3 separate regions of the Homo sapiens genome follow, and all the other regions are linked to region 3. Evidence: chromatin contacts called from ENCODE Hi-C or POLR2A ChIA-PET data. All regions are on one chromosome and are shown on one strand. Each heading gives the region's core, a stretch centred on a gene start or an enhancer-like site at or near the end of the contact. The rest is flanking DNA. Distances are from core to core; before and after follow the strand shown. Region 1 has its middle 49 kb from the start of LINC02941. Region 2 has its middle 33 kb from the start of LINC02941. Region 3 has its middle 120 kb from the start of LINC01625.

Region 1 (2,700 bases), core at 32-2,531, 330 kb after region 3:
CTATAAATATATATTTATATATATACACACACAAATAGCCAAAGGAAGATATCGTTTAAGTCTGAGACCAAAACTAGGCAAGGTTTTCTGTCTTTATTTTGTATTTTTGTACGCATTACAGTGTTAGACAGCTTTTAATTAGCCTCGCTGAGTAAAACTGCTGCTGATGGATTTTTCTTTGTGGGTGGGGGTGGATGCTCAGTTTTCTACCCTGATTACTAATTATTATTGTCTTTGCCTTTCAAATCAAATCATAGTTTTGAAATCACAGAGCTCGATTTAACTGCAGCCTGATGACTCTATAATAATTTTGAGGAATATTGTGCAAGATTCTACTTTCCCTGATTTCTATTTGTTATGAGCTCATATTTATGAATGGAAGTGTGCAGTCCAGTCTGATCTATGGCTTGTTACAAATGTGGAATATGTATGCGTTGCTGTTTCTGCCTTCTTTGCAACACACCACCACCGTGATTCATGTGTAAACAGGAGGCCGCTTCTCCTCAGTCCTTCCCTTCCATCTTGTCCATGTGCTTCACAATTACAGCCAGTTGAGGAGGCGAAGTACACAGAGGCCACTGAGTTATTTTACATGCTGTGGGCTGCCAGCACATTGTGAATCCCTAGGGATCCCCGAAGCCCATTACCAACCCAGTGAATCACTCTGTTTGCTTTTCCGCAAAAAAGAAATGTGCAGCTGCGTACTTCTGCCACGGACTTTGGAATTTTGTTCCCTCTTCCATCTGCGTTTTGTGTAAAGAAATTCTGCCGGAATAATTACTTGTCTGTCCCCTTTGCTCATTCCCAACATAATCATTCTTCAACCTTCTGTTTCCAATTAGTTCTTATCTCAAATGGCTTATTGGCATCAATCTGTTCTCAGCATCACCAAAGTGCACAAAACTACCCTGAAACATAGGGGAATCTAGATAAGGCTGAGGCTCACCCATCAATCCAGTGGAGTCTCCTCATTTCACCCCAGTGCCTTCCTTTTCTCAGGAAACCTGAGACAGGAGATGGTGTTGAGACAGGCTGTTGATATAGCACATTTTGGAGCAAAATGACATCCATGAATATTGCAGGTACTGTGCAAGGTCTGCGAACATAGCCATTGTTGGACATCTGGTGTCAAAAAGAACTGTTTCAAAACAAGGTCACAGTGTTAAATCATGGTGTAGACAGCTTCTGAGCAGTGTCCACTGCTGGAGAGGGTAACCGAGACCTGTTTGTCAATGGTTGCACTCTAAGTCTTGGTAGTCACTTTGATCTGCAAACTGTTTTGCCACAGGATCATGACTAAAAGTGGGCTGAAAGAACTCTGCTGCCTTTATTAGTCAGCTAGGCATAAAGAGAGAGTGGTAATAGGGTCAGGCAAGAAAAACAGCACTTTCGAAAAGGCTAGTGAACTTGGCATGGCATGAACAAGCCCAAGGACACATGTTTGATAAACATGTAGTTACCTATGCTCAGACAAAAGAGGCTTTAGAACTTATACATCCAAAGTTCCTTTTTTTCTTCTTTTCCAAAGAAACTGACATCGAAGGGCATTAAATGGCTTTTCCAAAATCATAACTAATTAATGGTAGAAGTTGAATTCCAATCTTTTTAACTCCTAGTAAAGTGCTCTTTCTAACAAGCTGCACTGCCAAGACCATGTCTGGAATAACTCATTTAAAGCACAGGTCAAAACTGCTCTTTTTATTCCATGAGCATGTGGATTTCCCTCTCTTAGTCATTGCTTAGTTCTAGGACCACGGCCAATACTTGCCACATAGGAGACATTCAATAAATCTATATTTTCTGGAAGAATGGAGAAATGAATAGAACTACATTAAGGCACTAGCAGGCATTGAGTGCCTCCTATGGGCCAGACACATTTCATACAGTGTTTCATTTGCACCCCCATCTTGGGAATGGGTCCCTGGGACAAATCCCTCTTCCTGGGGTCTAAACTCTTCCAAGGAGAAGCCATTTTGTAATGAGATTTTTATCTGGACGCAAAATCAGCCCCTAAGGAATTTGAAAGTTGTATGCTTTAGGTATAGAATTACTGGAGGCAATTGACTATGCCGCCACAGTTTAATTTCAGATTCACTGTAAATGTGGGATTGGATTTTATCTATCATTTTAAAAGATCTCTTTGGGTGGGGTTGCCCTGTCTTGCTGGCACCCCTTGAAAAACCCCACCCTTGAGCACTCCCTCACTCTAGATGTGATGAGGCTCCCCACCCCCACCTCCCCATCTCTCCTTGCCTCAGAGGAGTCAGGCTGCACTCAGCCCCATTGGACCTATAGTACTGGCTGGGGCTTACTTGCAGCCTTTCTCTGGGACATACTGGACCACAGCACACACATTTTGCCTGGCAGCCTGTTCATGTCCCTCTGAGGATCCCTGATAGTTCTGTTTTTCTTCTGGCTTGCTAGAAGGGAAAAGGGTTTCTAAGGGTAAGTGGCTGTCAAGATAACACCCCAGTCCTCCTTTGCCATTGGTGTGTCTCATGCCTGAAGTGGTAGAGATGTACACCCCTTAACATCCCTGGCTAACTGAAATTCTTTCCCTTTCCTTATCTCCTCAGTGTTGGAGGAAAAAGTTGCCATTGAAACTCACTTGAGCTTTCATTCATACTCTGGTCAGTTCCTGTATAATGGTACTTTCGTGTACAGGGGAAGAAAAAGTTCTTTTACTTCCACTAAGAAAGA
Region 2 (2,700 bases), core at 88-2,587, 350 kb after region 3:
TACCATCCTACAAAGATTCTGCTTCTTGTGTATGTTTATGTGCTGTTATTGTTGTTAATTACTAGGTTCAGATGAGGAATAGTTGTACCCTTAGACGAAATGACCTTGGATGTATATCTTTTTTGCTGCTTTAAAAAAGTAGAAGATGAAACAACAGTTAATTTTCTCTTGGTCTTTTTTGACGTACATTTAAAACAAAATCCCTTTCAGCCTTTATTTTTTCAGAATTCTTGCATAAGTGGAATCCTCAGACACAGCTGTTTGGGCTCACCCTTGCTGATTTGGGAGGCAAGTTAATTCTTTGAAGACATTCTGCTGATGTTAGGGGAACAGAGCTCAAGTCATTTGGGCAGAGGAGATGAGAGATACCGAATTAGATTACTTGATAGGTCCGAGGACTCTCCTTTTCCTCATATGACTTGTAAGCATTGAAACATTTATAGAGCACAAAGGACAGAGGGACGATGAAAAGCCTAAGATGATGAGATACATAAAACGGTGAGAAGAAATTCACTCAGGGAAGTAGAGAGAAAGGCCAAAGTAAAATTAGCAAGCATGTGAAGGGGACAAAGTGTGAGGAAAGATAGACAGAGAGGGATAATGGTTCACAGACAGGAAGATGAGTGTTTGCCGAGACAAATATGGGCTTCAATGGGTAAAGGAGTTTTCTGAGTTTTTGTAGTGATTTTTCCCCCCGCGAGATCAGCAGAGGCCTGGCACAAAGGTTTCAATTTACTGTGCAAAGGCCACTGTCACTTCCTAGCTTTTGCCCTGGCATTTGCCACCTTCCCTGTGGGAGTTGTCAGCTCAGGTAATGCCTACTGAATATCCTAATTACTGTCATTTTATCCGTGGCTCACTTTAGGGTCCAGGAGAAACAATATGGAAACCAGTAAAGCTTTTTTTCAACATGTAGGCAGAACCTGCCTGCCCTTATGTAAAAGTCACTCAAGCAGTACTTCATGCATTGTTACATGTTCTCACCAAATTACTGTTTCTTTGATTTTGGCTTTAAGTTCTCTACTTTCAGTAGCATCACTGCCTTTATCATATTCTGAATCTTTATAGCTTCTCCATCATTTATTTCTCCTAAATTTCCGTATAGATAAAGCAGTCTTCTAAAGCGATGTTTACTATGGCTATAGATGAATAGCCCCCTTTTCTGTTAAATGAGCTGAAGTAAAGGAGAAAAAAAATGAAAATTTCCCTTCTATTTCCATTAACAAATGAACTTGCAGCAAGTCTGAGTGTTGAGTTTAAAAAAAAAAAAAAAAAAAAACATTTCCCCCTTTCCCCAAGTAACTCAATGTTTTTCCAGCAGTGAGGAAAATGAGTTATGCACACAACTGTTCAAAGTTACCTCATCACATCAGAATCAGAAGGGGGTGGGGAAAGGAATTATTTTGCTGTGAATAACCAGGAAGTGCATTTTTGCAGGCAACAGTTCAGGATGAAAACTATAACTGCAAATTAGTTGGTTTTAGAAAAAATGTAAAAAAGAAAATGTTGAGTTACTTGTAGAGATAAGGTTGTAACTGTGTTAGGTCTATTTAAAACAAGTTGAAAATATTGCTTTTTTTATAAATTTGTTTTTCTCCAGATTATATCCATAAATTATTTCTTGAATCCAGTACATAGAAAATAACTGACTACTGATTTTTATGAAATCTACCAATTACATTCTTTAATTACTTTGTTTTACTCCTCCCCCTGATTTCTGAACACAAAGAATATTTATTTTGCCTTTTAGATTCACTTCTAGTTTAACTGCTTGCTTCATGATGCCCTAACAGACTTAAAGTGTGACTGTTGACTCAGCTTCACCTGAACCGAACATCCAACTATAGGTGTAATTAAAAATGTTGAATGGCATCAAGTCAAATTGGGAAAAATTATTCAGTTTATGGCAGAGGGAAGTAAAAACCCTCTTAGGAAAATAGGTAAACTTCAAAACCAGTCCCTTAGACTTCAATTCAGAGAAGGGTGTTTTTCAAACCTTTTAATTTCACTCGAATGCCTTGTATGTCAATGAAACGTGATATTCTTTTTAAGAGCATTAGGTTGAATATAAAGAAACTTTTAAACTCTCCAGGGAGTCCTTTCATTAGGGGTTCTTTTTACAACATCTGGCTAGTGATTTCTAACAGGCTGAAATTAGTGTCTTTTTCTTTTCAATTTTCTATGCTAAAACTATTAGGAAGATTGCCTGTGGTCTAGAAAACTAAACAAAACCCATACTACACGTCCTTCTTAATATGTCCTTTGTCATACATGTGGAATATAAGGGCAATTTTTATGCCCTGAAAAAATTTGAATGTCAAACTGCAAGCAGCCCTCTCCAGGCTGGCCAGGATACGGGGCTATGAACTAATCCCAGAGCTCTGCCCAGTAGGGGCATTTTTTTTTTTTTTTTTAAATAGATGCGGTCTCTCTCTGTTGCCCAGGCTGGAGTGCAGTGGTGCAATCTTGGCTCACTGCAGCCTCCACCTTCTGGGTTCAAGTGATCCTCCTGCCTCAGCCTCCCGAGTAGCTGGGACTACTGACATGCACCACCACACCTGGCTAATTATTGTATTTTTAGTAGAGATGGGATTTCACCTGTTGGCCAGGCTGGTCTTGAACTCCTGACCTCCAGTCATCCACCTGCCTTGGCCTCCCAAAGTGCTGGGATTACAGGTGTGAGCCACTGTGCCCGGCCAA
Region 3 (2,700 bases), core at 92-2,591:
TACAACCTCCAATGTGTGCATCTGGTTAGTTCCAGGCATGTATATAATTTCTTGTCCATTCACAAAGCACCTCTAACCATTGTGGAAAGTAAAACTAACTAACTAACTTACATAGAGGGCCACTGCTCTCTAAATCATAAGATTAGAATGAGGCTGTCCTTTGGTTATGTAACTAGGAATAATTTACTTACTCCTTTTGGGGAATAATATTCTCTGTTTTAGAATAAAGTTCATCTAAGGTCTTGGGTTCTAGGACCCTGAAGTTAAGGATCACAGAAGGATCTTAACTTTCTTAGGGCTTACTCAAATTAAGTAGCTGGAGCTACTGGCTGGATTCATCAACTCCTTTTGAGATTCTTTTTCTTAGTGATTATAGGTCTCAGGAAAGAGGATGAAGCAATGGAAGGTGCTTGAAGGAAGAAAGAGGCCCCACAGAGCTGTGTTTTTAAGAGCTGGCTAAGAGGGCCTTTGGAAGAGGGATCTCAAAGCAAATCTGCTTGACCAGGGAGGAACAAACTCATATATGTTTTAAGTGCCAGTCATGTGAAGCAACTCTACTAGGCACTTTATATGTCATCATTTTGTTTAATTAGCAGGGAATAGGAAGAATTGAATAATGTCCTTGTTTATGTAATTTGGCTATAAAGTAAAATTCTGCCTGGTGAATTCCAATTTCCTATTGACTTTTGCGTCTCATTAGAGACTGTCCCTGTGGCTATGGCTGCTCCAGTGATCTTTCTTTCCTGGAAGTTTCAGTTTTTACAGGCTCAGTTATCATAACAAATTTGTGTCATCTCAGTTATAATTAGGCTTACTTAAAGGGATGTTTTCATCATTGGTGTTGCTCCAAATACATATTTTTCTCCTAAGTATGTTGGAATTAAAATATTGTCAATGTTCAAGGGCCAAACACATAAGGCCATGCTTGTGTTTTAAGTCTTCAGACCCTGAACTCCATACCCTGGATCCTTGCTGTTGGAGTTTCCATAGGGAATGAGGCTCCCCAAGGCCTCTGAAAGAAATGGAGCCCAGCCAGCTGAGTCAGGCTGGGTCCCACGCCTCTGTAGGGCCGAAGTCCAAAGCAACAGGCAGGCAGTTCTTGCAGGCTTTTTCTCTGCAGAGTCATTAGAATACTTTATTGTCTTTTTTTTTTTCCCCACTATTTCAGCAGCTCGCTCTATGAGGACATATTCTCCTCATCCACAGAAGCCCTTTTCAAACATTACTAAGAAGTCTGATAAGAAGAAAAAACATCCACTGATGGGTTCTCAGAAAGAAAGCATTAGATTTAACTACAGGGCAATACTGCCCTGATTACCACAGGCCCAGCTGACGGCAAGGTTGCCAGGCAGCTCTCGTCCTGCCAAGAATGGTGGTGGAATGAAGCAAGCATGTGGTTTGTATTACCATTTTTCAGCTTTTTAAGGTTTAGAAAAGAGAACGTCACCAACAATGATAATTCACTTTGGAATGAATACATTTTCAATGCAGTGTTCAGCAACTGCTGATGTGTCTTAAATCCTAGAGTTCATATGCAACATTTTACAATGTGAACAAGATAAAGCACAGGAGATGTCAAGATCCTACTATATGCAAATAACTAAGTTTCTGGCCAAATCCTTCTTTTAAAAAAAGAACGAAAAAATGAAAAACCTCTCCAGCATTTCTAAGCTGCTACTTACAGCCTTTATAAAGATAGCACAGGAAAAAGATGCTAAAGCCAAAGAGTAAGCTAAATTCTGCCTTCCATTTCCTGGCACCATCTTCTTTAAAGTTGGGGTTGATTTTCTTAAATGTTTCAAGTCATAATTTGCCACAAATGAATCAATCTGTAAGCTGAAGTTAAATCATAAAATTCAAATATTTTAATTTGTCTTTTATTATCTTTTTTTTTTTAATTTAAAAAAGGAGAGACAGATATGGGATTATTCATACTTTGCATTCTCCTGGGTGTTCTTGGAAATACTATTCTCAGAAAGTCAGAAACACTAAATTGGAACAAATGATTTGATCCTTAGACAAATTTACAAAGTCATATGGTTTGAGGATCTGCATTGAGTTTAGTGAACTACCTTATGAATTAAGCCCCTTCCTCAAAGAAGCACAACTATTTTCCTCTCAGTGAAGCACATCGATATCTCCATGACATTGCTGCCAGCCTGATCCCTTAAAGAAACAAATATTAAATTAAGAAACTCATGGCCGGGCGCGGTGGCTCACTCCTGTAATCCCAGCACTTTGGGAGGCTGAGGCGGGTGGATCACAAGGTCAGGAGATCAAGACCATCCTGGCTAACACGGTGAAACCCCGTCTCTACTGAAAATACAAAAAATTAGCCGAGTGTGGTGGCGGTTGCCTGTAGTCCCAGCTACTAGGGAGGTTGAGGCAGGAGAATGGCATGAAGCTGAGAGGCAGAGCTTGCAGTGAGCCTAGATCGCACCACTGCACTCCAGCCTGGGCGACAGAGTAAGATCCCGTCTCAAAAAAAAAAAAAAAAAAAGAAAAGAAAAGAAAAGAAACTCATATTGTTCAAAGCCATTTTCAAGGAATTCAGGTGCTCCTTAGAAATCTGTTGCCTTCTTATGACATCGAAAAGATTCTGGGAAACCCATGAAGACACTGCACCTCCTGGAAGCAGCGTTGTTCTGTTGGAGGTTACAGGGCAGCAGAAACCAGAAAGAATCCATAGCTGGTGCAGTC

Evidence for each region. A loop is a pair of places that touch in the nucleus more often than their neighbours do. ChIA-PET counts read pairs that join two places held with the same protein, here RNA polymerase II (POLR2A). Pooled maps may share reads with other maps.
Region 1: a loop to region 3 is called in a map of IMR-90, with 3 times the contacts of the local background. The contact joins two enhancer-like sites. A Hi-C loop is called at or near these places in 1 of 168 maps with a recorded cell type or tissue (IMR-90) and 4 of 50 pooled maps. POLR2A ChIA-PET finds 5 or more read pairs at or near these places in 1 of 52 experiments (activated CD4-positive, alpha-beta T cell).
Region 2: a map of chondrocyte shows a loop between it and region 3 (3-fold over the local background). The contact joins two enhancer-like sites. A Hi-C loop is called at or near these places in 1 of 168 maps with a recorded cell type or tissue (chondrocyte) and 4 of 50 pooled maps. POLR2A ChIA-PET finds 5 or more read pairs at or near these places in 1 of 52 experiments (activated CD4-positive, alpha-beta T cell).

Annotation. Positions count from the first base shown.
Region 1 is chr6:139,925,635-139,928,334 of GRCh38, forward strand. No RefSeq gene overlaps it. Among named protein-coding and RNA genes, the nearest start is that of LINC02941, 49 kb to the right of the region's middle. Within about 2 kb of position 1,282, at least 5 of the 41 ENCODE cell types and tissues checked have a DNase peak (open chromatin) inside an H3K27ac peak, as active enhancers do; they include IMR-90, where a contact is called at or near this core.
Region 2 is chr6:139,942,219-139,944,918 of GRCh38, forward strand. No RefSeq gene overlaps it. Among named protein-coding and RNA genes, the nearest start is that of LINC02941, 33 kb to the right of the region's middle. Within about 2 kb of position 1,338, at least 4 of the 41 ENCODE cell types and tissues checked have a DNase peak (open chromatin) inside an H3K27ac peak, as active enhancers do.
Region 3 is chr6:139,596,835-139,599,534 of GRCh38, forward strand. No RefSeq gene overlaps it. Among named protein-coding and RNA genes, the nearest start is that of LINC01625, 120 kb to the left of the region's middle. Within about 2 kb of position 1,342, at least 26 of the 41 ENCODE cell types and tissues checked have a DNase peak (open chromatin) inside an H3K27ac peak, as active enhancers do; they include IMR-90, where a contact is called at or near this core.